Linked DNA regions of Homo sapiens: region 2 is linked to region 1. A link is a loop called in an ENCODE intact Hi-C map of the cell type or tissue named here. Cell type or tissue: ascending aorta. All regions are shown on one strand. Each heading gives the region's core, and the rest is flanking DNA. Links, peaks and the distances in the headings are about the cores only.

Evidence for each region. Hi-C counts contacts between places; a loop is a spot of excess contacts. Peaks named below come from ENCODE experiments on the same cell type or tissue, not always from the same donor. Only the 100,000 strongest peaks of a DNase experiment are listed, where the experiment ranks them.
Region 2: it touches region 1 in a loop (2.3-fold over the local background); 2 of 110 quality-filtered maps call a loop at or near these places.

Annotation. Positions count from the first base shown.
Region 1 is chr12:52,242,543-52,245,445 of GRCh38, forward strand. KRT7 (keratin 7) reads left to right here. Exons shown (of 9, transcript NM_005556.4): 6 at 470-595; 7 at 2,870-2,903. It overlaps KRT7-AS (KRT7 antisense RNA 1), which reads right to left. Exons shown (of 2, transcript NR_146274.1): 2 at 2,501-2,903. Among named protein-coding and RNA genes, the nearest start is that of KRT7-AS, 3.5 kb to the right of the region's middle. RefSeq lists enhancers at 299-1,274, 1,668-2,097, 2,148-2,297. In ascending aorta, for the core only: no CTCF peak of the experiment used is centred there; a DNase peak (open chromatin) is centred at 1,729; H3K4me3 peaks cover 327 bases; H3K27ac peaks cover 2,500 bases.
Region 2 is chr12:52,031,761-52,034,663 of GRCh38, forward strand. It overlaps LOC124902934 (a long non-coding RNA gene), which reads left to right. Exons shown (of 2, transcript XR_007063311.1): 2 at 1,008-1,713. It also overlaps a transcript of NR4A1 not described here. Among named protein-coding and RNA genes, the nearest start is that of NR4A1, 18 kb to the right of the region's middle. RefSeq lists a silencer at 1,237-1,566. In ascending aorta, for the core only: no CTCF peak of the experiment used is centred there; DNase peaks (open chromatin) are centred at 831 and 1,341; H3K4me3 peaks cover 1,709 bases; H3K27ac peaks cover 2,401 bases.

The sequences.
Region 1 (2,903 bases), core at 197-2,696:
AGAGAGTCATTCATGGTGCCTGGGTGAGAACACAAGTATGCCAACAAGAAGACCTGGGTTCAGGCCCTCGTTCCATCACTGATTGGCTGTGTGATCCCTGGGTGGTGCTTTCTCTTCTCCAAGACTCACTCTCCTCACCTGTGAAATGGGTGTTCTGGGTGTTGAATGGGTGCGAATCTCAAACTCTCAGTGATTCTCCAGCAGAAGGGCATGGTGGGAGTGGAAGAGCCCTGGGGTCCATGGGGATGGGACTGCGGAGCCTTGTCTGTCCTCCCTGCCTGGCTTGGAGGAGAATGAATCCCTTCCTCACACTGCTGTCTGGTCTCCTGGCATCGGGCAAAGGTTGATGGGAGTCAGACTGTCCTTCCCTGAAAATATAAGTTGGGAGGGGCCTTGGGTGGGGAGAGGGATGAGTTACCTGTACTCACTGCCCATCTCTCTGCCATAACTCTCTGTATGGCCCCTCCAGTTTGAGACCCTCCAGGCCCAGGCTGGGAAGCATGGGGACGACCTCCGGAATACCCGGAATGAGATTTCAGAGATGAACCGGGCCATCCAGAGGCTGCAGGCTGAGATCGACAACATCAAGAACCAGGTGGGACAAGTCCTCCTGGCTTCCCCTGCTACTTGGGGCATGCAGGGGTGGCCAGCTGAGGCCAAACTCAGGATGTGGAGCAGGAGGTTCCCATCTCCCGGCCAAAGCTGGTGCCACTGTCTCAGACCCCCTTGTGAGATCTCCAGCACAGAATGTTCTTGGCCAGGTCCTGGCATGGGCTGATGGGAGAAAGGTCCTGGATGTGCACAGAGCCTGTGGAGGGAGACTCAGGCTGGCTGGCCAGAAGAAAGCCACCACTGGTTCCACATTGATACTGAGCACTCTGCTTGCACCTGGTTCTGGCTGCAGGGCGCTGTCCCTGGGAGCTCATCATTCATTGCAGGGACAGAGGACAGCAGAAGACCTTATAATGACTCACATGGCCCTTTCCCACCCACTCCAACCTCACTTTCCACGATTCCCCTCACTCTGCTCTGGCCATGCTAACCTGCTTCCTGCATCTTGCATTTGCCAAGAATGGTCATGCTTCAGGGCCTTTGCACTTGGCGTTGCCTCCCCCTGGAATGTGGTTCTCCCAGCTCTGTCCATGGTTGTTGTTTTCTCCTCCCTGGGGTTTAGGAAAAGACCCCTTCTCAGAGACGGCACTCTCAAACACCAGCCCCTCTATCGGCAGCCTGTCTGAAGTTCTTTGAAGCCCCTGTCACTCTCTGAAATGTTCTGTCTTATTCATTAAGTGATTGATGGTCCCTACCTCCACTGGAATATAACAGATGCCTGGAGAGCAGGGACCCTGTCTGTCTGGTTCACTGCTCCTCTCTTCCAGCACCTGGCACATGGCAGGGGCACGGGTCTCAGATGAGAGACTGCCTGGGAGGATGAGCTTTGCTGGAAGCTGGGGTTGGAGGTGTTGATGGGGGAAGGGCCCCCAGCCCTGGCTGAGTAGTGTGTGGCCAGGGCAGCTCAGCCTGTGCAGGTGTCTGCAGTGGAGAGAGGGGGAGGGCACACATGTGGAAGCTTCGGAAAGCTGATTTCCAGATGAGCTGTGGGTGGTGGGGGGATGTGAGGGTGATTTACCCACAAATGTCCTCCCCTTGGAGCCCTGTGGGCCTGTTTACAGGAGGGCGGAGGCTGCCTTGGGGCACAGAGGCAGGGCCGTGAGTCACCCCATGAAGTGGGCCAGCTTCCAGGCCAGGAGGGGAAGCACAGAATAACAAATGGTGGTTTCCCAAACCCTGCAGCCTCTACTACATCCGGTTCTCCTCTCACACAACAGGGCGGATCCAGGCCTATAGCCAGGTGTCTACCACCACTGAGGGGCGTCATGGGGAGCTACAAGGGGTCTCCAGAGGCAGCGGGGATGGCGTTGGCTCTGGGGGCACCAGTGTGACAGGGCAGGGCACCGAGCTGTGGCCGAGGGGCAGAGTGTCAGAGGGCCTCCTGGGGAATGCTGTCTCTGGCAGAGAGGCAGACTGCCTCCACTGAGGGAAGAGGATCTGAGGATAGAGAATGGCCGGTAAGAAGGGAGAGAAGTCCTTGCCCAGGGGACAGGGATGGTGGTTTTCTGAGCTAAACAAGATGAGGCCTGGGACTATTCAGGCTCCTGGCAGTGGGGGCTGAGCCTAAAGCAGAGGGCACTCTAAGGCCAGGGAGAAAGTGGCAGCTGCTCCAGGCAGGCACAGGTCTGGAACCAGAGCATCCCTGACCAAACCCGGGGACTGTGAGTCATGCATCTCATGGCATCTGGGGGCATCTAGGAGGGTCTCTCTGCTCCAGGCCCTCCTATTCTGCGCCTGCTCTCAACTGGTTCCTATTTTATAGGTGGTTTCTGGTCTTTGTCAGCTGCCTGACATCTGGAGACTCAATTAAGATCCCATGGTCTTCGAGCTCCTGCAGCTGGGGGCTGGGGCTGGGGGACTGGGGGTTTGAAAATCATAATAGCATTCATTAAAAATGATCACAATAGCATTTATTAAGCACTTGCTGTGTGCTAGACATTGTGCCACGGACATCTTGTATATTATCTCATTTCATCCTCAAAATCTCCTGATGTTCTCTTAGAAAAGAGGGGACTTTGGCTTAGCAGGGTTGATTCATCCATGGTCACACAGCTAGTAAGTGGCAGAGCCAGAACTGGAACATAGGCGTTGGATATCCAAACCTATGTGTTTAACCCTTAGGATTCTCTGGTACTTGGGGGAGTAGGTGGTGCCAATGAAGCCACCTTAAGCAAGTTGCCCGGGTGCTCACTGCAGGATGGGCAGGCAGGAAGGCAGACTGGTGAGCCCCAGCTTACAGCTGCACTGCTGCCCACAGCGTGCCAAGTTGGAGGCCGCCATTGCCGAGGCTG
Region 2 (2,903 bases), core at 233-2,732, 210 kb before region 1:
TATGGTTGTGATGGTTAATTTTTTTTTTTTTTTTTTTGAGACGGAGTCTCGCTCTGTTGCCCAGGCTGGAGCGCAGTGACGCAATCTCAGCTCACTGCAACCTTCGGCTCACTGCAATTTCCGTCTCCTGGGTTCAAGCAATTCTCCTACCTCAGCCTCCGGAGTAGCTGGGATTACAGGTGCCCGCCACCACGCCCAGCTAATTTTGTATTTTTAGTAGAGACGGGGTTTCACCATGTTGGTCAGGCAGGTCTGGAACTCCCGGCCTCAAGTGATCCGCCCGCCTCGGCCTCCCAAAGTGCTGGGATTACAGGCTTGAGCCACCGTGATGGTTAATTTTAAGTGTCAACTTGACTGGGCTAAGGGATGCTCAAATAGCTGGTAAAATGTTATTTCTAGGTGTATTTGTGAGGCTGTTTCTGGAAGAGATTAGTATTTGAATCAGTAGACTGAGTAAAGAAGACCGCCCTCACCGCTATGGGCAGGCATAATTTAATCTGTTAAGGACCTGAATAGAATAAAAAGGCAGAGGAAGGGCAAATTTGCTCTTCTTTGAGGTGGGACACCATATTTTCCCTGCTTCAGACATCCATGCTCTGATTCTTGCACCTTCAGACGCGGACTGGAACTACTCCAGCTTGCGGAGGGCAGATCCTGGGTACTTCTCAGCGTCCATAATCATGGGAGCTAATGCCTCATAATAAATCTTTTTCTATATCTCTGTATATCCATCCTATTGGTTCTGTTTCTCTGGAGAACGCTGGCTAACACCATGGCACTTACTGCTTATGTGCAAGATTGTTGAACATTCATCTCTCCTACTTGGCTGTCAGCCCGGGGACAGGAGCTGTGTCTGTTTTGTTCTGTGCTGTGCTGTGTTTCCAGTGAGAGGGCTGGCCTAGGTGTTTCTCCGAAGTATGTTCCAGCTTTCGGTACCTCTTTATTTCTTATTTCTTCCTTCCCCTGCTCTCCAAGTTGACCTAAATAGTTTTTGCACCTTTTCTTAGGTTCACTGAATCTCCAAGCAGCGAGGTGTATCTGGAAAGACAGCTCAAGAATTAAGGGTGCTCACCCTTAATTACACTCCATTTTCCTCAGGACAGGCTGGAACAGATTTGGGATGGCGAGCCCCCAAACCAGCACTCTACAGATTTCGGGACCCCTCTTAACTCATTTCCCCCATCCTCCCAATGACGTCTATTCGCCTGCAGCAGACCCGAAGGAAGCTTCGGCTCAATGGTTCATTTGCATGCGCCCGTGCTATTGGTCGGAGGGGCGGCACCGTAGCCAATGGTGTGCAGGGGTGTTGACCGAGCCGCAGCTCTGCGCCGCCGGGTGAGGTAATGGAATCCTGGCTGGACCTGCTGCGGCTCCCTCCGGACTGGCTAGTGACGTAGCGGCTTCCCCGGCCCCACCCCGCCCAGCCCGGCCGCCCCCGGGAGCGCAGCTGGGGCTCGGCCCTGTTCCTTCCGGCCCGGCGTTCCGGTCGCGGGCCCCTCAGGGAGGACCCGCCGGGCCAGATCCCATCTCTGGCGACGCGGAGAAAAATCTGGAAGCCGTCGTCGGAGGATGACCAAATCCTCGCTCCTCTGGGAGTGCGATTACGGGCCTCTCACTTCGTAAATCACGCAGGCCTGAAACGCTCACATTTGTTTACCACGAGCATGTTTGATTTTGTAATTTAACAAATAAAATTGCAGAGGATTTTTAAGAGCCCTGGCCTGGATTTAGGGGAAATCTCGCATTAATTCCAGCTCTGCCATTTCCGGTCTGGAGACCTTGGCCACTTTCTCTTGGGGCCCTGACGCCTTCCATGGCAACTAAGTAGAGCAAACGTGGAAGTGCTTCGAAAACACCAAGTGGGGTCTCCTCATCCTTATGCAATCTGGAGAGTGTAACCCCATCTGGGCGGTGTCTCTGGACAGCCCCTGAGCCCTGAGACAGCCCCAGGAAGACCCGTCTTTGTGTCTCTATTTTTTCGGCCCTTAAATTGCTCTTAAGCCTGGGGAGAGGTCGGGGGACCCCGGCCAGGTAGTTCTTGATCCTCAAGAAGAGGAAGGAAACCATGAAGGGAATCCCTTCCACAGCCCCTCTCCTTATTCAGGGCCAGGGCCTGAGCAGGGGAGCCCCTTCTCTGCCCAAATGCCCTAGGGAACCCCCTTGACATCCTTTTACCCCCGCCCCCGAGGGCCAGGATGGAGGTGGAGTGGAAGGGTGTCTCCTAGGTGGGGTGGAGTTTCAGATGCTGTGAGATGGAAGGGCACCTGGGGAGGGCCACTGAGAGTCTGGCTTATGGTCCTGGGTCCTGTGGCTTACCTTGGCCCACTACTTCCCACCCTCAGGATCTCAGCCCTGCCCTGCCGCATACCTAAGGTTTGGGGGCAGCCTCTCTCCTCCATGGAGTGCCTTTTCTCTATACCCTGCCTGGTCCTGTCTCTTCTTTCACACTGGGCCCTACATTCTCTTCCTCCAGGGAGGCCTCTTGAGACTAGTCCTCTAGATTCTACCCCAATGCCAGCTCAAGGCTTCTTGGAGGCCACTTCTTGGATGTCCTGGCAATGTTTCCATACCTATTCTTGTGTCCTGCCTCCCCATCAGACTAGGAGCCAGCTTTCTGTGTAGGAGCTTGTCCTCTAGGAACCTCCCACAATGTGGGGCGTCACTGGCCATGGTGGCCTGTCTCCCCTCTGCTCCGACTCCCTGGGCCATGCACGTTGTTCACCTTTTCTCTCCTCACCTTTCCTATCTGCAATAGGGGCTGTGAAGCAGTGCCTGTAGAAAGGAGAGGAATTAGATATGAAGGAACAAGAGGCTGGGTAGAAAGAGCACTGGCCTGGGAGTCAGAAGACCAGGGCTATGGAGACAGAAGACCAGGGCTATGGTTCTGGCTGGGCAACTCACTA